Regions from separate parts of the Mus musculus genome. Here regions 1 and 2 are each linked to region 3. The links are chromatin loops, found by intact Hi-C in ENCODE. Cell type or tissue: left cerebral cortex. All regions are shown on one strand.

Region 1 (8,000 bases), 320 kb after region 3:
ATTTTAAACAATGTGCTTCAAAAAAAAATGTTCAGTTCTGGCCATTACTCATAGAGTGAACAGTTCTAAAACCCATTCTGAGGGCTACTTGTTATTGTGTTACAGATTTTATTGTACTTGTTATTGGTTTTTAGATTTTATCTTTGTGCCAGACAGATGGCTCAGCCATTAAAGGCTTAGGTTCACAACCAACAAGACAAGTTTTTATTTTTTTATATTTTAAATTATGTGTATGTATGTGTGTGCATGTGTGACAGATAAGTGTAAGGAGCCCACAGAGGCTTGGAGAGGGCCTCAGATATCCTGGAACTGGAGTTACTGGCAGTTATGAGCAAACTGGTATGGGTGCAGGGACCAGGGCTTAGGTCCTCTGCCATTGTTTTAGATGCTGAGCCATCTCTCCAGCTACCTAACACTAAAATCACCAAAAAATGCATTAGGAGCTGTAAGAGGGGCAGGGTTTTATAAACATGTGGTTGACTCTACCTTAGATATGTTTTTGTCTATGAGAGCTGATTTTCCAAGTACATCTTGAATTGCTCAGTTAATCTGGTTTTGTTGCCAGTCACTTGTTGGCTTTATCTGTCTGGACAGTTGTTGTGTGGAACGACTGAGGATTCTGGACCGCAGACGTCAAGTGAATGTGAAGAGAACTGATATATTTAGAAGAATCGTGAGAGACCAGGAGGAAGACACATTGCCAACATCTAGGTTTAATCAAGAAAACAAGATGTGGCGACTCGCTGTGTCTACGTTACACAGCCGATTTGCTATGTGGTATAAATTTAGACACAGTACAAAATGTTAGCAATGTCCCAGATCCCTTCCTTGCTGGCCCAAAGGAGAATGAAGGGTATTTATGATCCATGTGCTACTCATTAGTCTGTTACCCATAAATCCTTGTGTTAGGAAACTTAAACGTTTTGAATGTCCCCAGGGCTAGTCTATCCTATGCACTGTGTCAGCCAATATGAATAAATACTTTTTTTGATGACCACTCGGGTATTTTAGCTTGTATCGTAGGGACATTTTCCTTAGAGTCTTTTCACCAGAAATGGTTACAGGGTTTGTAATCTTCATAAGGGGATATGGCTGTTGAGCTGTCAGCGTCTTGGAATGGTCCTCCATAACAGCTCGTTTGGCTTGGGGTTGGCATTAGGAGTCTTCGTTTTACCTAGGAAAGGGACACTGGGAACACACAGGAGGTGTGGCCAGTCCCAGTACAGATGTAAGAATGGTCTCGCCTGATGATGTGAGAAGAGTTAAACTCTACAGACAGTAGATCCCCATCTCTGCCACACCACAAGGGCTTTCAATTTTATTTTATTTTTTTATTAAATCCTTTCTGAGGGGTGACGCTGTGGATTAGACCCAGAGCTTTACTTAGGCTGAACATGCCATCTGTCACTAAGCCACACTCTGGCCCCTATTAGTATTTGTAGATTATCATTTTTAGGCCTGGGGGTGTAGCTCAGTGGTAGAGCCCTTGCCTAGCATGTGGAAGGCCTTGAGTTCAACCCTCAATACTACAGAAAGGCAAAAAAAATTAATTATTTTGCTATATAATTTCCCCTTATTCTATTAGCAAAGGCCAGAGAGAACTTAATCATAGATGATAGTGAAGAATACCTCTGGGAAAGGCTGGATTTAGAGCAGTGGCAATCCCCTCACCATGAGAATATGAGCGACACAGCAACCAACATTATGCTTATTTATTGACTTTCCACACACAACTGACAAGCCTGTCATGTCTTTTATTCAGTCCATCATGAGATGTGACATTAAGAGGGGTAATGTCCTGTTTAATGTCCCACCTCTAAAGTGTGTTATCTTTGAACCAGCTGAAAATAAGTTATGAACGTGTAGGAGGGTAAAAGTATCTTTTATTTGTTTGATTGTTATCTCTCAGGTTTACTGCCTCAGTCAGCTACCTAGGCCCTGTCCTGGAAACTTCCAGCACCCCCCACCAATCTTATCTAGGTCTAGAACGTTTTCAGCCTTTGAGACTTACTGCTGAATAAGCTCACCCTTTCTAGTTCTTTCTGAATTCTGGCTGGCTGGTTCAACTCAGCTGTTCTGGCTCAAACTCCTATCCAAGCTGACTGATTCAGTCTGGTTTCTCCTGAAGTGTCTGATTGAATTGCTCTGCTTGGCCTCAGACTAACTCTGGCAATCTGTTCTAATCTTCCATCTCCTTCTCATTATCTGGCTCATTCTCTCTTCAGCCTGTGTCTGTACAACTGTCCTGGTAAAACTGCCTCCTTTCCCCCTTTCTGCACTGCTCTCTTAAGCCAACTCTCCTTCCTTCCTCTCCCTTCTCGTGAGGGTTGTGCATATCCTAGTCTGTCAAATCTTTCCCTGATTCGTGACTTTGCCTGCCTCACAAGTATACATCACCTTCAAACATGGTACTTCTTGTTGGGCAGTGGTGGTGCACACCTTTAATCCCAGCACTTGGGAGGCAGAGACAGGCAGATTTCTGAGGTCGAGGCTAGCCTGGTCTACAGAGTGAGTTCCAGGACAGCCAGGGCTACACAGAGAAACCCTATCTTGAAAAAAAAAAGAAAGAAAAAGAAAAGAAAAGAAAAGAAAAAAAGAAAAAGAAAAAGAAAAAAAGAAAAAAAAACATGGAGCTTCCTTCTACAAACTACCTTTATCTTCATTTTTTGGGATTAAAGGTATGCTAAGGGTGTGTGTCTATTCCAGCCAGAGTAGCCATGTTGCTGTATTAAAATCGCTCTACATTTTCCCGATTTCTATTTAAGCTAAAAATTGTTCCAGTTTAAATATTATGTCAGAAACAGTTATCAATCCCATACATTTAACAGCCTGAATGTCCTTATGAAGACCCGTTGGTGCGATGATCCTTCATATCTGCCGTCTTGATAGCTTGGTCTTTAGCAAATGCCCATTTCATCATCAAGGCTTTCCAATCTGTGAGTCTGAAGAATGGTCTTCAGCAGGTTTGTTGAGCTATCTCCATGCAGGGGGCAGGTATTTGCTTTCTGTGTTGTGTGTGTTGCTGTCCTTCTAGGTCTCCTCCTTGAGTCCTGCCTTTCATGTGGAAGCTTCCATTACTCAGATCAGCTCTTTATTCATTTTGGTGGAGTGCTTGCTGCTCTTCCAGAGGACCTAGATTCAGTTTCTATGACGGGCAGCTCCTAACCTCCTGTGACTTCAGGGGACACAATGCCCTCTTTTAATCTTCATGGGCACCAGCACACACATGGCAGACATTCACACAGACACACATAGACATAGATTTTTTTTTTATAAAGAATTATCAAGGACCAGAGAGATGGTTCGGCATCAGGTAAAGGTGCCTGCTGGCAAGCCTGATTACCTGAGTTCAATCTCTGGGACCTACGTGGTGGATGGAGTGACGTGACTCCTGGAAGTTGTCCTTTGCTATGGGTGTGTTCAATGCTTTAAAAAAAAAAAAAGAACAACCTCCATGACATTGGGCAAAGACATACCTCGTTGTCAATGGTGTTGATCTTGTACTGGCTTGGTGGCCAAAGCTGTCTTATGCTAAAGACTCATAAAAATCAAATCAAGGGCTGGTGAGATGGCTCAGTGGGTAAGAGCACCCGACTGCTCTTCCGAAGGTCAGGAGTTCAAATCCCAGCAACCACATGGTGGCTCACAACCATCCATAACGAGATCTGAAGCCCTCTTCTGGAGTGTCTGAAGACAGCTACAGTGTACTTACATATAATAAATAAATAAATCTTTAAAAAAAAATCAAATCAACTCAAATCCAGGCAGGGCAGTGAGGGAGGAGGATGCCAGATAGAGACCTGTGAGCCACCATGCCACCCACAGACCTGCTCTCCAGCACACAGCTCAGGCAGGACATAGACACCTGCTTGCTATCACACCACGTATCATGGATTGAGGATGTGACCCAGGGTCCAACAGTCATGTGGCCAGCCTGCAGCAGGATGTGTGAGCATGTGGTGGTCAGATGGGAGAGAAAGAGAAGTGGGGCAGTTTGAGCATTATGAAGAGAGATGGAACTGGAGACTGAGGGAGGAGAGGAACAGCCTGTTGTGAGTGGCCAGCCCTGCCACCTGGTGCCACCAGGCCCCAACCCAAGCTGCCACGGAGGGCCATGTCTGAGGCTGTGGCTACATAATGGCAGGGGTCAGTGTTGGTATCTGTGGCTCATATTACCACTAGAGAACACGGGGATGTCCCTGATTGGGGCAGCCTACTGGCACCATGAAAATGTTCAGGGTTTGTACATAGCTGGCCCTGTACCCTACTGGATGTGGTGCTCTGGAGAGCTGGCCCCATCTCTTGCTAGTGGCAGCACTTGGGAGAATGAACTCTGTACTTCACCTGGACAGCACAGCACAGCTGACCCAGGAGGCAGGGGCGTGGGTGAGCCAGCCCTGAGGGTGAGAGTGCAGGGGAGCTGGCCCAGCCACTTGTCTGCTGCAAAGTGGCATGGGTGTGGGGAAGGCCTCCCCCCCATCACTACCTGCAGGAGTTGGGAGAACTGGCCCCAGGGTCATGAAAGCAAGTAAGCTGCCCCTGCCTCTTACTGGCTGCAGCACTTGGGAGAGTGGGTCCTGCACTTCTTCTGGATAGCACAGTAGTGCTGGCCCTGGTAGAGGGGGAGCAGGAGAGCCAGTCCCGAGGGCAAGAGCACTGGACAGCTGGCTCTGCCACTCATCTGAGGTAATATGAGTGTAGGGGTGATACCCTCTCCTTGTCCCCTTGCAACTTGTGGTAGCAGGGAAAACTGGCCCTGGAGGCATGAGATCATGAGAGCTCTCCCTACCCCCCCCCCCACATTGGCTGAAGCACTCTGGAGAGTGGGCCCTGCATCTCACCTGGACAACACAGTGGAGCTGGCCCTGGTGGTGCCAGCCCCAAGGGTGTGAGAGCAGGAGAGCTGGCAATGAGATTATTTATAGTTAAAAGTTGTGAAGAAGAGCCAAGCAGTGTCACACACCTTTAATCCCAGCACTCAGGAGGAGGCAGAGGTAGGCATATATCTCTGAATTCAAAGCTAGCCTGGTCTACAGAGTGAGTTCCATTTCAGCCAGGGCTCTACAGAGAAACCGTATCTTGAAAAACCAAACCAACCAACCAAAGAAGTTATGAAGCTGGATTTGTTGATGAACCACCCTCCAATTTCAGTGCTTCAGCACTCCAGCACTCCCAACAGGCAGAGCTCTAAGTGTAAGTCCAGCCTGGTCTACATAGCACGTCCCAGGTCAGCAGAAGTTACTTGGTGAGACCCTACCAAAAAATCAGTGACTATATGGATTCCTTATTTCAGGTAACAATGTTGTGTCATATAATATTGTAACTCACCCACTCTATTCCAGGGTCTTGATCAAAAGACCTCCTTCTCACTAGAAATGCCCAGGAGCACAGGGGAGTGTTGTATAATGTCAGGTGAAGGACAGTCCTTAGTACTGTCTTAATTTTACCTTGGGCTGCACAGGCTGTTTTTCTACAGTGAAGCAGAGTGAGAAAGAAAACATTTATTCTCTTAAAAAAAAAAAAAAAAGAGGCAAACAGCCAACTCTCTGCTCAGCAGCTGCCACACTTGTGGGAGGATATATTTCCTTGCAGGTTTTTTTCCACGTCAGCAAAGTGTTCTGGGTTCTATCGACTGAATTGCAGAAACTTCCAGGCTCTTGCCAGGTTTATGTGATGACAGTATCAAAACCAGACCTTTCTCCCCTTTTAAAGAAATTATTCTTTTTTTTTTCTAGTTTGTTTTTGTTTTTGTTTTCTGAGACAAGGTCTCTCTCTGTCGCCTTGGGTGTCCTGGAACTAGCTCTGTATACCAGGCTGTCCTTGAACTCAAGGATCCACCTGCCTTTGCTCCAGAGTGCTGGGATTAAAGACATGTACCACCGCCGCCTTTATTTTATGAGTATTTTTTGCTTGCAGCTATGTTTGTGTACCATTTATGGGTCTTGTGCCTGGGAGGCTAGAGGACGGTAACCGATGTTCTGGAGTTACAGGCCATTATGAACCACCTTGTGGGTGCTGGGAATAGAACTTTGTCCTCTGTTGAGCCATTTCTCCAGGTGGCTAGCTTGGAACTAAGGGCGAAGCTCAGGCTGGCCTTTAAGTTGCAACTATCCTGCATCATCCTCCTCCGTGCTAAGATTACACTTCGAGTTTGGTTTTCTTGCACTTTGAATCATCCAAATTATAGCCTATGCCGAGGAAGTTCGTTCTAGCCTGGGGCTCAAGGGCTCCATTAGAAGTAACTTCTACAGCCTGCGCTCCGTCTGTTGGGGAGAAAAGGCTCGAGTTATTAACCTCCAAGGACTTAACTTTGCCTCAGGTAGTCGCATGTTCCAAAGCAGGATTGCGTTCAACTGTCTCCACTAGCAACAACTCCCGGTTACTGCGACCGGCTGACCGACCCACCCAACTCTTTTCCACTACTCAGTCTGCGCATGCTCACAACCGAGTCTCCGATTGGTCGTCTAGAAGGAAGCTGCTCCAGCGTGGGTTTGTTTTCCCATGATGCTCTGCGTTGCTGTCATGGCTGCCTCCATGCATGTATAATCTCACATGGGAGTCTAAGTTTGTGAGCGCTATCCGTCGTAACAAGACGCCGGCGACTTTGGACCCTCCTCCTCTCGTTTTTCTCCTCCTTAGTGGGACACTGTATCGGGTGCAGCGATGCCGGGAATGATGTGGACGCCGGAGCTGGCGCTTCTGAGGGGCTTCTCCACGGAGGCGGAGCGGCTGGTTTGGAAGCAGGAGGGCATCTGTGGTTCAGGTGAGAGCGCTGCGCACTTTAGGTTAGTGCCAGAGCTGTGAGGACAAAGGATGCCAGCCCTGGGTACATAGGAGGTGTCAAGAGTGAGGGAGTTTCGCTTGATGGTCTGCGATCTGCTCATGTGACAGAAGTTTCCGAAAGAGACGAGATGAGTTTTTTTTAATGTAGAACTGACAAGTGAAAGAGAGTTCAGCAGGAAAAAGTCAGTGTTGTAAAAATGTTGAGACCAACATGTGCCTGGGGGAAATGTGAGGGAATCATGAGAGAACAGATGTGTTTGGATTGGCTTCCTGGGGCCGGTGTGTGTGTGTGTGTGTGTGTGTGTGTGTGTGAGAATATTGACGATAGGAAGGACAACTTTCCGGTGTCAATTGGAATCTTTGTGAATTTCCTGAAGAAGGGTAGTATGCCTATCATCATCATCGTCATCATCAATCATTGTCATTGTTTGCTGTCATTGTAGGTTTTGTACTTCTAGGAGACATGATATTTGTTGGTAGAATAAAAGTATACAGCCAGTATGCTGTTTATATCTTTTGCATCTTAAAGTATCTATGTAATGGATTATCATTTATACTTAAGAAATTCTGTTGCCTTACTGGACTCATTTTTAATATTACAGATATTGGAGTTTTCTTAGAATTGCTGTTAGAAGGGAGCTATGAGGCTTTGTTCTTCCATTCAACGACACAAACTATTTTAAATTCAACAATGATGGCTGAAGAAAAGATTGACAGCTACCTGGAGAAGCAGATAGTGAATTTCCTGGATTGCTCTACAGATTTGGAAGAAATTGAAAGGTAGTATTTTATTTGAAATTTCCACAGAGAAACGTACTAGGTGGGGGCTGGAGAGGTGACTTCGTGGTTAAGAGCACTTACTGCTATTTCAGAGGACTCAAGTTCAATTCCCAGCATCCACTTGGTGGCTCACAACTGTACAACTCCAGTTCTAGGATATCCAACACTCTCTTCTAACCCATGGACACTAGGTACATGTGTAGTATATATGTATGCACCTGGGCAAAACACTCATGTAATCAAATAAATAAATGAATAAATGAATAGGCTAATATCAACTTTTATAGCACCTTGACACTGTGAGGCCCTGGTATTTAGTAGTTGTTGAAATAACTGGTCTCAAGCAATCTCTGTAAGGTCTCTGGCCCAGAAGATCTAGAATGGAAAAGGAGAGTGGTGCAGGATTAAATGAGTTTTGTATTAGAAGGACACATCCT
Region 2 (8,000 bases), 90 kb after region 3:
CTGGCACATTTAAACATTCATGTTAAAAGTTAGTTGTAGAGGGGTAGGGAGATGGCTTCATGCTTAAGAGCACTTGATGCTCTGGCAGAAGATTTGGATTCTATTCCAGCGTTCACATGTTGGCTTTCCAAAGGGGAAAATGAGAGAAAAGGATGCAAGGATGCAAGAGAGTAAGATTAAAGGAACAAATACCACAAATAAGAAAGAATAAATGAGCCAGTGACTAAAGATACAACTCCTCTGTCAGCTTAAAAGGATGAAGTTTACAGAAGACTAGTATCTATGAAAAGAAGCATCCAAGACTGTAAAGATACAGAATAACATTAAACACATGGCCAATGAGGACCAACTCAGCCAGGCTTGGTGGCACAGGTCTGTAACTCCATAACTCCAACACTTGGGAGGGAGCGGCAAGAGGATTGGGAATATGTAGCCAGCCTTGGATACATAGTAAGTTTGTAGGTCAGCCTGGGTTATATGAAACTCTGTATCACAAGAAAGAGGGGGGGGGGAAGGTGGGGAAAATAAAAGGAAAGTTGGGGCTGGAGAAATGGCTCAGCGGTTAAGAGTACTGACTGCTCAGCCGGGCGTGGTGGCACACGCCTTTAATCCCAGCACTCGGGAGGCAGAGGCAGGCGGATTTCTGAGTTCAAGGCCAGCCTGGTCTACAAAGTGAGCTCCAGGACAGCCAGGGCTACACAGAGAAACCCTGTCTCGAAAAACCAAAAAAAAAAAAAAAAAAAAAAGAGTACTGACTGCTCTTCTGAAGGTTCTGAGTTCAAATCCCAACCACCACATGGTGGCTCACAACCATCCTAATGAGATCTGATGCCCTCTTCTTCACTGTGTCTGAAGACAGCTACAGTGTACTTACATATAATAAGTAAATCTTTAAAAAAGAAAGAAAAGGAAAGTCATTCTATTTGGGGCCAATCCTTCTACATGGCTGTTGGAGCCTCTGAGTATGTCTTTCTTTTCTAGGGGTTTGTTCTTTTTTGAGACATGGCCTCATTACATAGCCTTGGTTGGCCTGGAACTTACTATGTAGACCAGGCTATCCTAGAACTCATAGAGATCCACCTGCTTCTGCCTCCCTCCCAGTGCTGGGACTAAAGGCATGTGTCACCACACTTGTTTTTCATATTTGTTGCCCTCTTCCAGCTTACTCCTCACCATACTCATACATGTAATTATCTGTTTGTCTGTGGCATTAGTAACTCTTCTGATAAGCTCATCACCCCAATAGTCATCAAGTGTCCTCTCTCTTTTTTTTTTTAAGATTTATTTATTATATGTAAGTATTCTGTAGCTGTCCTCAGCCACTCCAGAAGAGGGCATCAATCTCGTTACGGATGGTTGTGAGCCACCATGTGGTTGCTGGGATTTGAACTCGGGACCTTCGGAAGAGCAGTCGGCGCTCTTAACCACTGAACCATCTTGCCAGCCCAATTTTCCTCTCTTGAAACCACATCTGAAACCTTTCATCATGGGCTCTTAGCACCTTAGACAGACAGCATGTTAGAGGCTGTGAGGAGAGCTCAGACCCAAGTGCCAGAGACAGAAAGTATGGCAAGGGCTCTAAAGAGAGCACTCAGGCCCACACGGTGGAGATGTGGTCCCCTCCTATAGCTCTCTGAAAAAGGAATGCAGTTCATAGCCTAATTCTGAAACCAAGCTCTCTGGTTCTCCAAGGAGGCAGGCGATGTGGAATGGGATGTGTGCCCACTGTTAAGTTTCAAATTTTGGACAAGCAACTGAGGTGCCTATTTAATATATTAAAGAGGACCTGGCCTCCAGGTTCTCCCAGTATTCCTTGGCCCCTATTTGTTCCAGGGTGTGGCATACTCCATCCCCTGCCCTGAACTTACTGGCCCAGGAACTGGGCTGCCCTTCTTTCCAGAGGCTTTTCCCTAATATAACCCAGACATTTTGGTCTCCTACTCTCTCTGCACCCTTCTGGCTCCCTGCACCCCTGTCTCTGCTCTCTGTCTGTCTGTCTGTCTGCCCCTCCGCCCCCCTCTCTAATGCTCTTTTGTTTCTTTTGTACTTCTGGCCTCCTGCTGTTGTACTTGGTTCTCTTCAATTTCTTCCCTCCTGGTTCAGGGTCATGACCACTCTGGATTCTCGGGGGGGGGGGGGGGGGGGGCTGCCCCTGGCTATGACTCTCCTGCACATCTTTAATAAAATTCTCTTCCCACCATATCTAGGAGCGGTTCTGTTCTGTTCTTTACTTTTTTTTTCCTTTTTTAATTCACCCACAAATACCTTCTTTGATTTAAACTCCCCTCCCTGGATGAGAAATCCAGGCACCTAGAGAGAGGTCTCTGAGGTAGAGTTTCCCCGGCAGCACTCTCGGTGGGGTAAGGGTCAGTGTCTGTGAGTGGGAACAGCTGCTGCAGGTACCGCGGCCTGAGCAGAAGTATGCTCTGAATTTTACATCACAGCAATGGCCAACCTTGAATTATTGACATCATACCACATCTCTAGCTGAGAATTATACGCCAAGCGCTGGGTGTTTATGAACTAACAAGTAATAGTGGAGCTCAACCTGTACGTTCCTAAACACAGTGACGAACACTTCAGAGTCTCAGAAGTCCAGCACATCCTCTATTTTCACACTGTGCTGGATAGGTTTGGGTTTTTGTTTGTTTGTTTGTTTGTTTGCTTGTTTTTTAGTTTTTTGGTTTTTTTTTTAAGACAGGGTTTTTTCATGTAGCCCTGGCTGTCCTGGAACTCGCTCACTCTCTCTGTAAACCACACTGTCCTTTAATTCAGTGAGATCTACCAGCCTCTGCCTCCCTAATACTGGGATTAAAGGTGTGCGCCACCACTGCCCAACCTGTACTAGACAGGTTTAATTTGTCATAGGCTAAAGTCCTCTGAAAGAAGGGAACCTCAATTAAGAAAATACCGGGCTGGAGAGATGGCTCAGCGGGTAAGAGCACTGACTGCTCTTCTGAAGGTCCTGAGTTCAAATCCCAGCAACCACATGGTGGCTCACAACCATCTGTAATGAGATCTGACGCCCTCTTCTGGAGTGCCTGAAGACAGCTACAGTATACTTACATATAATAAATAAATAAGTCTTTAAAAAAAAGAAAAGAAAATATCTCCATAAGGTTAAGTTGTAAAGAGGCCTAAAGGGCATTTTCTTAATTAGTGACTGATGGGGGAGGGCCCAGCCCATTGTGGGTGGTGTCACCTATGAGCTGGTGGTCCTGGGTTCTATAAGAAAACAGGCTGAGCAAGCCAATAAGCAGCACTCCTTCGTGACTTCTGTATCCGCTCCTGCCTCCAGGCTCCTCCTGAGTTTTTGTTGTGGCTCCCCTCAGGGATGGACGATTCCCAGGAAGAATTAACTGAAATAATCCCTTTCCTCCCCAAGTTGCTTTTGCTTGTGATGTTTCGTTGCAGCAATAGAAGCCCTAAGGTACACATATTTAAAAGAAGTGTCATATGAGTTCAGGGGCCTTGAAGAGGACACCAGCATCTGATCCCTGGAGCTGGAGGCACAGGTGGGTGTGAGCTTCCTGAACCGAGTGCGAAGAACCAGACTTGGATCTTCTGGAAAAGCAGCCAGTGCTCCTAACTGCCAAGCTACCTTCCTCGCCCTCATTTCCATACTCAGTAACATTTGCTAACACCAAAGGAAGAAACAAGAAGTGGGATGAGGATGTACTCGGTGGACTCAGTTGGTACAGTGCTTGGGTAGCATTTACACAGAGGTTTGGTCCCCAGCACTGCATAAACCAGACTTGACAGCACTTGCCTGTAATGCCATCATTGGAAAGGCACAAATAGGAAAATCAGAAGCTCAAGGTCAAACTTGGGTATATATGGAGTTGGAAGCCAGCCTGGGCTTCATTATACCATGTTTTAAGAGAAAAAAAATTACTTCCTGGGCAACAATGCATGCCTTTAATTCTAGCACTCAGTAGGCAGAATCAGGTTGAACTTAGAGGGTCAACCTGGTCTACAGAGTGAGTTCCAGGACAGCCAGGGCTACACAGAAATACCCTTGGAGGGAGGGAGGAGAAAAGAAAGAAAGAAAGAAAGAAAGAAAGAAAGAAAGAAAGAAAGAAAGAAAGAAAGAAAGAAAGGAAGGAAGGAAGGAAGGAAGAAAGAAAGAAAGGAAGGAAGGAAGAAAGAGCCGGGCATGGTGGCACATGCTTTTAATCCCAGCACTTGGAAGGCAGAGGCAGGCTAATTTCTGAGTTTGAGGCCAGCCTGGTCTACAGAGTGAGTTACAGGACAGCCAGGGCTACACAAAGAAACCCTGTCTCAAAAAAACCACCAAAAAAAAAAAAAAAAAAAAAAAAAAAAAAAAAAAAAAGAAAGAAAGAAAGAAAGAGAGAGAGAAAGAGAGAAAGAAGAGAGAAATGTATTCCAGCTCCTTACTGCTTTTTACTCTTAGTATCTTGTGGTTTATCACTAGTTTTGATGGATTTCTAACCTTAATGCCTCTTATATTTACTTCTCTCTCATTTCTAGACTTCTAAACCTAGTACAAGAATTGTGTATATATATATATTTTGGGAGACAGCAGCAGATGAATCTATGTGAGTTCCAGGCAAGCCTGGCTCTATAGAGAAACCCAAGTGAGCCAGAACTACATAATGAGATGCTGTTTAAAAATATTATAATACATCTCTATGAAAGTCTTCATCTTTCCATATGTATAGTTTTAAGTAATAGTTCAAAGTATACTTGGCTATATCACTCCCTTGCCTCGGGAAAAAGGAACTTAAACTCTTCGGAGTATCTATAGCCCCTCCTGAACCTCTCCCTCTCCTTCAAAAGGGTTTCACTGTCTCTAGCTGGCCTGAACCCTCCATGGAGACCAGGCTGACTTTGAGTTCAGAGGTCTGCTCCTCGGGTACGGGGAATAAAGGTGCTCTCCACATGCTGCTCTCTTCACAGTTACTTTTCTATGTACTTATGGGACTTTTCTCTACACCAATTTTTTTTCTTCATAAAAACTCCATGACTTCTGGTTTCCCAAGTCCAGTCAATCACAACACACACACCCTTACATATTTCTCTTACATTTCCATTCACCCTCTGAGTACCAACCTATTCCCTCCCGTAAGAAACATTCTCTAAATTCCTTTGAGGATATTAGAGAATATGCCTTCCTTTTGCTCCATTATGGATTCATTGTGCGTCATTCATGTCTGTTTCACAGTCCATCCTCAGAGCACTCCAAATTGGAAACTACTTTTATGTAGTTCGAATATTAAACTATATTTACTTGAGCATATAAAAGGGGGTAGGAGCTGGAGAGATGGCTCAGCTATTAAGAGCCCATCCTGCTCTTGCGGTGGGCCTGAAATCTGTTCTTGATACCCATGTGAGGCTGCTCACGGCTGCTTGCGACTCCATTTTCAGGGGCCCAAACATTTTCTTCTGGCATCCCAAGGAACCTGCACTCAAACACATGTACACTGTAAGGGTTTTTGCTGTGATTAGAGGGACAAGGGATACACAAAATAACACCATGCAAACAAAACAAAACAAAACAAAACAAAACAAAAAAACCCCTTACTGTTGGGAAGTCAGGCCTCTTTTTCGTGACGCCTCCTAGGCGCTCGGCTGTGTCAAAATGAAGCTGAACATCTCCTTCCCTGCCACTGGCTGTCAGAAGCTCATCGAGGTGGATGATGAGCGAGCGCAAGCTCCGCACCTTCTATGAGAAACGCATGGCCACGGAAGTAGCCGCTGATGCTCTTGGTGAAGAGTGGAAGGGTTATGTGGCCCGGATCAGCGGTGGAAATGACAAGCAAGGTTTTCCCATGAAGCACGGTGTTCTGACCCATGGCAGAGTGCGCCTGCTGTTGAGTAAGGGGCATTCCTGTTACAGACTAAGGAGAACTGGAGAGAGGAAGCGCAAGTCTGTTCGCGGATGCATTGTTGAAGCTAATCTCAGTGTTCTCAACTTGGTTATTGTAAAGAAAGGAGAGAAGGATATTCCTGGACTGACAAATACTACTGTGCCTCATCGGCTGGGACCTAAAAGAGCTAGTAGAATCCGAAAGCTTTTTAATCTCTCCAAAGAAGATCATGTCCGCCAGTATGTTGTCAGGAAGCCCTTAAACAAAGAAGGTAAGAAGCCCAGGACCAAAGCACCCAAGATTCAGCGTCTTGTTACTCCACGCGTCCTGCAACACAAACGCCGACGTATTGCTCTGAAGAAGCAACGCACTAAGAAGAACAAGGAGGAGGCTGCAGAATATGCTAAACTTTTGGCCAAGAGAATGAAGGAAGCCAAAGAAAAGCGCCAGGAACAGATTGCCAAGAGACGTAGGCTGTCCTCTCTGAGAGCTTCTACTTCTAAGTCTGAGTCCAGTCAAAAATGAGTCTTTAAGAGGAACAAATAAATAATGACCTTGAATCTTAAAAAAAAAAAAAAAAAAAAAAAAACCCCTCACTGGAGAGATGTATTGGAGGGTAGTTATACAAAAGGCTGCCTCTGATGCACAGTGGCAAGCTGTGAAGGCTTGGCCTATATAAATGGTATGGCACATGTACACAGGAAGACTACTCCACCTGTGGTAACAGTGGAAATAAATTGAATTTGGCCGCTGGTGATGACATGGCTGCTGTCGCTGTTAACAAAGCTGGGCTAGGGGAGTACCAGGCTAAGGAATGTGGGTGGCACTCGGTTTACCAACATACACACATATACAGAAGTTTAGAAAAATGAAAAGCAAAATTTAAGATTATAAACATAGACGAGTAACTAGGAAGTTGGTTTAGAGGTTAAGAGCTCTTGCTCTCTTGTAGAGACTTGAGTTTGGGTTCCCAGAACCCGCATTGGGTGTCTGCAGGAACCGCAGTTCTGAAGGATCTGAAGCCCTCTTGTGCCTTCTGCAGGCATCTGCACACACACATACCCTCAAGCACACACGCATAGCCTTTAAAAATAAAAACCGGGCTGGAGAGATGGCTCAGTGGTTAAGAGCACCGAATACTCTTTCAGAGGTCCTGAGTTCAATTCCCAGCAATCACATGGTGGCTCACAACCATCTGTCACGGGATCCAATGCCCTCTTCCTGTGTGTCTGAAGAGAGCAATGGTGGTGTACTCTTGTATAAAATAAATAAATTAATCTTAAAGAAATAATAAAAACGTAGGTGAATTTGCAAACTTTGGGTAGTTTATTAGGGAACAGATGAAATCAGCAGCAGGCAAAAAGCAAGGGCTTCTTTGCCCTAATTTATCCTTTCTGGACTGCTGCCTTCTTCATAAATTAATTTGGCCAGAGTACTTAAACCGTAGGTGGAAATTTACAGCTTTACAATGACCATTCTCCGGCCTCTTAATTTTGTTGATAAGGAGACTAAGCTTTGTCACGACACATAATTTCGTAAACATCCTATATAATTAATATATAGAATTATTGTGGCAGAATCTTGTGGTCGGAAATGAGGGGTTGAAGTCCTAAAACTTAAGTAGTTTGTGTGTGTGTTGTGTGTGTGTGTGTGTGTTGTTTTTTTTTTTTTCCTTTGAAAAAAAAAGGGCCTCACTTTTTTGCCAATGCTGCCTCGGCCTCTCTAGGAGTTCCGGGAATTACAAGCGTGAGCCATCAAACGACTAAGCTCTCAAATTGTGTTAAACAACAACGAAGAAGATATGTTTATAAAAACTCAAACAGGGAAAAAGGTAGACAGAATTATTTAAGTAAACAGCTGATGAGGGCGGAACAGAGATTTCAGAGGCCACTTCCGGTGTTGGAGTGGTTTCCGGAATCAACACAGAAACAGCCAATCAGAATCTTCTCGCGGGAGCCAATAGTCGAGCAGATTACAAACAGCCAATCCCGGCGGCGCTGTCACTGTTATGGTCCTGTCAGGGCCCCGGCGTCGTGGTGCTTGGGTGCTCGCCACCGGCTGGCCTCGGGTGCGACCTGGTCGGCAGCCAGAGGCTGCGCTTAGCTCGCGCGTCCCCTCCCTCGGCCGAGCCCGCGCCTCCTGGCTCGCAGGCCGCCCCTTAGCAGGTCG
Region 3 (8,000 bases):
TGTATAGTCCCGCTTGTGCAGTTCATCCCAGCTTATGCAGTTCATTTGAAAATGAAATTCAAGCAGAACACAACAGGCAATTCAGATGAAGAGGTTATCAGGCTGCTGAAGCCGCTGGAAATGAGAAAGGAAATCTTGGAGAGGTAATTGATAAGTTGACCTCTGTCATCTGCAGATTCCTTTCAAATCCTTGCACTTTCCAAAATTTTCCATCTAGCAGGATATTCAAAGGAACCCAGCAGATAACCAAGTCTAAAGAGCTGACCAAAGGGAGCATTCCTGTACACCTACAATAGCCTGAGCTACTTAGACCCTGTCTCACAAAACAGACAAGCCTGTAGTGGTAGTGAATGTCTTTAATTCCTGCACCCTAGAGGCAAAGTGGGTGACTTCTGAAGCCAGCTTGTTCTACACAGAACAGTGCCGCTCACTCTTTGTGATGCTGCGACCCTTAGATACAGTTCTTCCAGTTTTGAACACCCCCAACCATAAAACTATTTTCATATCTGTAACTTTGCTACTGTTATGAATCATAATATTAATACCTGTGTTTTATGATGGTTTTTGGGTGACCCTGAGAGAATGACTGACTGGGCCAGCCAGGGAGGGCTCCACGGTAGACCTGTCTCAAAAACCACATCATAGGAAAAACCGGAAAGATGGCAAAAAATGCACAAAAATACTGCTGTTTGAGGGTAGAGTTTTAAAGTTGAAAATGGAAACTCTAAGGACAAAATGAACAGAAACTCTGACAACTTAAAATCATTTCGGTATCAAGGTTATCTTTTTAATAGTTTAAATCCAGAATAAATATAGCATTCTTTAGAAGAAAACAAGAGTTTTCACAATAGTACCCAAGGGCAAATACACAGTAATACCTAAGTTTCCAAAGAAAAGTTATGTAATCTACAATCAAAATAGATGGGAAGACATGCACATGTCTTCAGAGAAGAACAGTAGATGCCTTGGAAATGTTGATTATTGGAAAGGGGGCAAGGGATCCTAATTTTCAGCACACAAATAGAAATGACAAACTTGAAAACCACAAAATGTAACTGACTCAAGCATTCTATCAAATGTTTTTAATGCTAAACTCGTCATCAGAAGGGCTGACCAGGAACATAGGGAAGGTTTGTGACAGTGGGACAGCATCGTGCCTGTGAGAAGAGAAGAGTAATGGGAGGGAAACAGGTAACCGTGGATGCTTCAATTCTTCCCACCCCACCCCAGTCAAAAGATAGCCCTGAGCCGCAGAATCTGTGAAGTGCAGATTTTAAGATTCCTCACCTGTATTTCATTCCTCCAGCAGATCTACATTTACAGAGGCCAAAAAAGGGCTGTCTTAAAAGTAAGACCTACAAATAACAGCCTGGGGCCTGATGGTGTAGAAATCATTATTCCTGTGGTCCTCCAGAGTGGGGCGACAGACCAGGTGCCTTGAAGAGGTCATCTACAATGATGGGCTATTTATTTAAGTATGAGCAGTCAGTCAAGAATTAGGAATGGTGAAATAGAACTGTGGGAAAAAGTCTGTATTTTTCAGTATTGGATTTCAATCTAAGGAGACCTAATAGGCCCTAGGATTTGCTTAGGGGGGTGTATGTATTTCTGCTTGTTTCCTGTGGAGCATGCCTCTGAAAAATTAGGCTGTGTTTACATTTTTCCTGTATTCCCAAGCATAGTGAATTCAGTCCAGCCTGGGCTACCTGAGACATGACCTCATTTAAAAAGATAAATTTAAATGGGTCCTAACACAAAATAGTTTGCCGACGATCTTGGACATTACTGTTGTGTAAGTCAATCCGTACACATTCTAGTAAAGTCATGATTCAGATTTTATATTGCCATATGTTATATGTTGCCACCTTTTAAATCTCAAAATACACATTTTCTTTTGTAGTTTAGTGTTTGGTTTTGAGTGTTTTGTTTCCTTTTTAAAATATTTATTTATTTTATGTATATTAGTACACTGTTGCTCTCTTCAGACACACCAAAAAAAGGCATCGGATCCCATTACAAATGGTTGTGAGCCACCATGTGGTTGCTGGGAATTGAACTCAGGACCTCTGGAAGAGAAGTCAGTGCTCTTAACTGCTGTGCCATCTCTCCAGCCCTCTTTGTTGTTGTTGTTGTTGGTTTTTTGTTTTGTTTTTTGTTTTTGTTTTTGTTTTTGTTTTTTTGAGATAGGGTTTCGCTGTATAGCCCTGGCTATCCTGTAACTCTTGCTATCCTTGGAATCTTGTAAATCAGGCCTGCCTCAAACTCAGAAACCCTCCTGCCTTTGCCTCCCAAGTGCTGGGATTAAAGGGATGTGGTAACCAACCAGTTCAAAATACACCATTCCAATGAGATATTTTCTTTAGTTTATTCTGCCTGGAAAGCGGTATTTCCAAGAATACTTATAACTCAGAAATGACGCTCACCTTGTAGAAGCTTTTCTGAGGGACTGGAGAGATGACTCCGTGGGTAAGAGTGTTTCCTGCTCAATCCTGAGGACTGAGTTTGAATCCCAGCACCCATATTTGGTGATTTACAAAAGCCTTTTAACTTCAGCTCCAAGGCATTCTAATGCCATCTTCCGGCCGCTTCAGACACCTGAACACACAAATAAAATATTTTTACAAAACTCTGACCACTATGAATTATCTACCCTGTCAATATTTATAACATAACTCCCCCCACTTCTTTTTAAAAAACAGGGTATCACTGTGAAGTTCTGGCTGGCCTGGACCTCACAGAATTCTGCTTGCCTCTGCCTCTAGCTACTAGGACTAAAGGCATGATCCACCATACCTAGCACATTACCTTAGTTTTGACATTCTACTTACAAATAACTGAATTTTTTTTCTTCTTGCATGTGTCTCTTACTAGGATACAATTTCACTAAGATCAGTGCCTAGAAGATAAGATCTGCAAATACAATCTTTATAGGCTACAATGACTGTGCAAGAAAGAAACTGTAGAGATTTAAAACTCTGTTATGGGATAAAGCCAAGTATTTTCAGTTCAAAGTCAGCTATTCTGAGTTCCACACTAGCTTATGAAACATATAAGACTTAAGGCATGCTTCAGATTTTTAAAAATATTTTATTCTTGGACAGTTTCCTGGTATATAATAAATTTTAGTCCTTGTCTCACCCTTCCTTCTCCCCCACCCCCCACCCCCGAAAGTATTCTCCCTAAGAAATCCCTCTCTTATTGTTCTGTCTTTTTGGTACTTTACGTAGTGAAGTGTGACTTGAATTCAGTGTCCTGCCACAGCTTCCCAAGACAGGCACCATATACAAAACAGTGGACTCCAGCTACAAGTGCTTATTTTTTCCTTAAATTTGAGATGCTCTCACTAACTGGGGAGGCTGACAGTGACCTACTCTAAACCCCAAGTATGCTTGAACTGAATATTTCTACCTCAGCTACCAAATCTATAGGGTTACAGGTTTGCACCCAGTTTAGGCAATTGAACCCTTGTGTGTCATGCCTAAGGGCTCTACCACCTGGTGGTGGTGTCAGATCCTCTTAAACTGCAGTAGCCACTTGGATGACTGGAGTCAGGAAAAGCCATCACCTCTTTTCATTCATTCATTCATTCATTCATTCACTCACTCACTCACTCACTCACTCACTCACTCACTCGTTCGTTTTGGTTTTGAGACAGTTTTGCTGTGTAGTGTAGTCTTCCTGCCTCAGCCTCCAGCGTTAGAATAGTACGCAGGCGATGCTGCACCCTGACCGGTGACGTGCACCAGTAAAGTGCTCGTGGAGGCCAGAGAACAACCTTATACTTAAGGTTGACGTTCACCTGGGTTTTTGAAATCGAGTCACTAAGGATATGCCTGCCTCTGCTTTCCTGAGTGCTGAGATCAAACAGGTGTGGCCATCGTGACGGCGTAGGTTCTTGTGATTTAACTCGAATCCTTGTGTTCTTAAGCCAAGCGTTTTCTGCGACATTATTTTTAATGAAACAGTTGGGAATTTGATAAATGTATTTTTAACATAGGCTGAGTCTACCTCGAGGAGCCTGACCTCGAAATCAGCGAGACTTGCCCGGCCTTACTGTGACATTTCTTAATGTTCCTGCTTCTTCATTTTTAAAACAGGAGTATAAACTGTAATAAACTCACACTCTGGTAGAAGACTTTGAACAGACCTCAAAGTTCCTCCCAAGGTGATAAATGCCCACCCTTTCCCTGGGCGAGCAGCCCCGCCCAGAGCAGCTCTAATCCGCCCACTTCCCAGGCGGCGGAGAACAAAAAGACGGCGACCTAGGGTACATGCGCAGTCCCGCCCCCTCGCCCTGCAACCAATCGGATTCTGAAGGCCCGCCCCTTCCGCTTGAGAAATGCGACTTCTCAGAGCGTCTTCCGGCGGGAGCTGTACGGCTCCTTACCATGGTGAGTTGGCCGTGGGGTGTGCGGGATTCTTGCGGGATGTTTCCCTCCTGCTTCCTCGCTCGAGCGCCCTGCTGTACCGCAGCTGCTCGGAACCGCGTGGTCGGGCCTGCGCTGGGGTTCCCAGCGCTCGGGTTCTTGAAGGGTTCCTGCTCTGTGCCTCTACAGCTGGGAAATGCCAGATTTGCCTAATGTTAAAATTAAAGCTTCCTCTGAGAACAAGTGAACGCCATCAGCGACTTGAGGCTTGCGTGGGGCTTTCTAGGGCGTGTTCACTCGTTTGCTTTTCAGTGTTTGAATAGCTCGGCACTGAGCAGCGGCTACAGAAAGGGTTAGTGGAGCAGCTCGGGAAAGGTTCTAGTATACGCTATGGTTGTTGGAATGTCAGGTTTTTCCTAAAAATTATTGAGTTAATTATTAAGCTGAGTGTTTTGGCACATGCCTTTGGCCTACAACTCAGGAAACTGAGGCAGGAGGATTGCACTTCGAAGTTCACCCTGAGTTAAATAGAGACTCTGACCCGAAAAAAAAAAACAAAAAAACCCCATAATCTAAAACCAAACAACAAAACGCGTAAGTCAAACATAATTATCTCAGTATTCTGTAAAGGTGAACGGGTGGTTGCGTTTTCAGATGTCAGAGTGCTGACCGCCCTTTGAAACGATCACAAAAACTCATTGAGCCCTTACTGGTAACTTACATACGACAATGACATATTTGTGTTCTTACTGTTGCCACCATAAAGTTTCCTTCTTTGGAGGCCAGCCTGGTCTACAAAGTGAGTTCCAGGACAGCCAGGGCTATACAGAGAAACCCTGTCTCGAAAAAAACGAAAAACCAAAACATTAAAATATTATATATTAAAATGTCTAATGAAGATCTGTAAAAGAATTCACCGTATTCTTTTAAATTGTGTGGTTATGTGCACGTGGGTGCAGCTGTGGGAGAAAGCCAGAGACATTAGATCCCTGGAGCTGGAGTTACAGGGAGCTGTGAGCAGATGTGGATGCTAGGAGTCAAGCTTAGGTCCTCTGGAAGAACAGCCTGTGTTCTCAAGTACTGAGCCATCTCTCTGGTTCCCAGATTTTTTTTTTTTTTTAAATTTTGTGTATGGATGTTTGTCTGCCTGTTTCTTGGTGCACAAAGTACGTGTCTGGTGCCCGGGGAAGTAAAATGAGGGTGTTGAATCTCCTGGGAGTGGAGTTACAGACAACTGTGAGTGCCGTGTGGGCACAGGGAACTGAACTTGTGTCCTTTGTAAGAGCAGTGAATACTCTTGATTTGTGAATCATAGTTCTAGCCCTTGATAGGGGGAAAATCACACACAGTATTTTCATAAAATTTCAGTAATCCTTTGGGTACAGAAAATGGATAGGATAAACCAGTTGTGGTGCACGTCTTTAACCCAGCATTCTGGAAGCAGAGGCAGGTGGATCCTGAGTTTGAGGCCAGCCTGGTCTGTAGAGTGAATTCCAGGGCAGCCAGAGCTATACAGAGAAACCCTGTCTCAAAAATAAAAGTGTGTGTGTGTGTGTGTGTGTGTGTGTGTAAAATGAACAGTGACCAGACAACCTTCAGTTATTCCAACTTTAAAGAAATAAACATATACAATATACACGTTGTAGCAACAGTGAACAGCTTGCAAACTGTGTTGTTTGAATTGGACCTTTGTATCTAATTTGCATATGCTATTCCATCTGCCAGTATTATTGGTGGAGGCCAGATGTGGGTGTCAGGATGCCTCCTTAGCTGTGTTCCCTTTTTTTGTTTCCCCCAGTTATTTTGAGACATGGTCTTTGAGACATGATCTTGGCGCTTGTCTATTCTAGACTGGCTGGCCAGTAAGTTCTAGGAATCTTTAATTTTTGCCTTTCTGAGACTTGAACCTACAGCCAAATCCTCCCCCCCACAGTGGAATGTGGGGGAGGGGGAAAAACAATTTTATACTTATAAATATCTGTTTTATAAAACAGTCAACACATATATACTAACATATCATCTGCAAAAAGTGATATTTTGACTTCATCTTTTCCAATTGGAAGGAGGTTACAGAGACAAAGTTTGGAGCTGTGTCAAAAGGATGGACCATCTAGAGCCTGCCATATCCAGGGTTCCATCCCATAATCAGCATCCAAACGCTGACACCATTGCATACACTAGCAAGATTTTCCTGAAAGGACCCAGATATAGCTGTCTCTTGTGCCTAGCAAACACAGAAGTGGATGCTCACAGTCAGCTATTGGATGGATCGCAGGGCCCCCAATGGAGGAGCTAGAGAAAGTACCCAAGGAGCTAAAGGGATCTGCAACCCTATAGGTGGAACAACATTATGAACTAACCAGTACCCCGGAGCTCTTGACTCTAGCTGCATATGTATCAAAAGATGGCCTAGTCGGCCATCACTGGAAAGAGAGGCCCATTGGACTTGCAAACTTTATATGCCCCAGTACAGGGGAACGCCAGGGCCAAAAAGTGGGAATGGGTGGGTAGGGGAGTGGGGGGGAGGGTATGGGGGACTTTTGGGATAGCATTGGAAATGTAAATGAGGAAAATACCTAATAAAAAGTATTAAAAAAATGAAAATAAAACAGTCAACAAAGGGAGGCCCTAGATTTTTATGGTGAGAACATTAGTCACGGAGTGAAATAATATATGAGGTAGGTATACATATGTAGATTTGCAAGAATGTCCTGCGGACCAAACCAAAGGCCATATACTTGTATCATCTGCTAAGATCTGTTTTCAGGTTTATAAGGGGAATGGCTTTGTGACTTGCACATTGTAATGAAGACAATTCTGTGTAAAACACAGTGCTTTCTGAGAAAATGGCAAGAAATAGAACGATCCGCATCAGTAGAGTTACTAAAGATTGGCTTCTGATACATGGTGACAGGATGGTGGCCGTCCTGTGGTTAACTGCGAAAGCAACAACACAAAAGCACTGTAGTTTGGAATATAAGAAGACTGCATGTCAAAGGTGAAACATGAAATAGTCCTGTGAAACTTGCGCAGACATTCTCTCCCGTTCTCATTCATTCTCTGTATGCACACGTTATGGGTACCTGGACACATGTTAAGGACAGAGGTCAGTGCTAGGTGTCTTCATTCATTGTCCACCTTATCATGTGTATGTGGTGTGTGTGTGTCAGTGATGGACATTTGGGATCTTCCTCAGTCAACCTTCACATATTTATTTATTTATTTAAAGATTTATTTATTTATTTATTTATTTTTATGAATGTGAGTACACTGTAGCTGTACAGATGGTTATGAGCCCTTCATGTGGTTGTTAGAAATTGAATTTTTAGGACCTTTGCTCACTCCTGTTGACCCCTCTCTCTCTCTGGTCAACTCCACTCACTCAGTCCCTGCGTGCTCCGGCCCAAAGATTTATTTATTTATTGTTATTCATAAGTACACTGTAACTGTCTTCAGACATGCCAGAAGAGGGAGTTAGATCTCATTACAGGTGGTTGTGAGCCACCATGTGGTTGCTGGGATTTGAACTCAGGACGTTTAGGAGAGCAGTCGGTGCTCTTACCTGCGGAGTTATCTCACTAGCCTCTACCTTCACATATTTATTATATTATTTATTTATTATTTACTTGTTTG

Evidence for each region. Hi-C counts contacts between places; a loop is a spot of excess contacts. Peaks named below come from ENCODE experiments on the same cell type or tissue, not always from the same donor. Only the 100,000 strongest peaks of a DNase experiment are listed, where the experiment ranks them.
Region 1: it touches region 3 in a loop (4-fold over the local background); 2 of 42 quality-filtered maps call a loop at or near these places.
Region 2: it touches region 3 in a loop (2.6-fold over the local background); 7 of 42 quality-filtered maps call a loop at or near these places.

What each region holds. Positions count from the first base shown.
Region 1 is chr17:74,711,249-74,719,248 of GRCm38, forward strand. It overlaps Ttc27 (tetratricopeptide repeat domain 27), which reads left to right and starts at 6,502. Exons shown (of 20, transcript NM_152817.4): 1 at 6,502-6,763; 2 at 7,386-7,563. The coding sequence starts at 6,664. In left cerebral cortex, no CTCF peak of the experiment used is centred here; DNase peaks (open chromatin) are centred at 681, 4,550, 5,564 and 6,455; H3K4me3 peaks cover 1,223 bases; H3K27ac peaks cover 732 bases.
Region 2 is chr17:74,481,669-74,489,668 of GRCm38, forward strand. Yipf4 (Yip1 domain family, member 4) reads left to right here and starts at 7,825. Exons shown (of 6, transcript NM_026417.4): 1 at 7,825-8,000. It also overlaps the pseudogene Gm6476. In left cerebral cortex, no CTCF peak of the experiment used is centred here; DNase peaks (open chromatin) are centred at 3,610, 4,617, 6,186 and 7,807; H3K4me3 peaks cover 762 bases; H3K27ac peaks cover 638 bases.
Region 3 is chr17:74,391,278-74,399,277 of GRCm38, forward strand. It overlaps Slc30a6 (solute carrier family 30 (zinc transporter), member 6), which reads left to right and starts at 4,331. Exons shown (of 14, transcript NM_144798.6): 1 at 4,331-4,391. The coding sequence starts at 4,389. In left cerebral cortex, no CTCF peak of the experiment used is centred here; a DNase peak (open chromatin) is centred at 4,296; H3K4me3 peaks cover 1,740 bases; H3K27ac peaks cover 1,054 bases.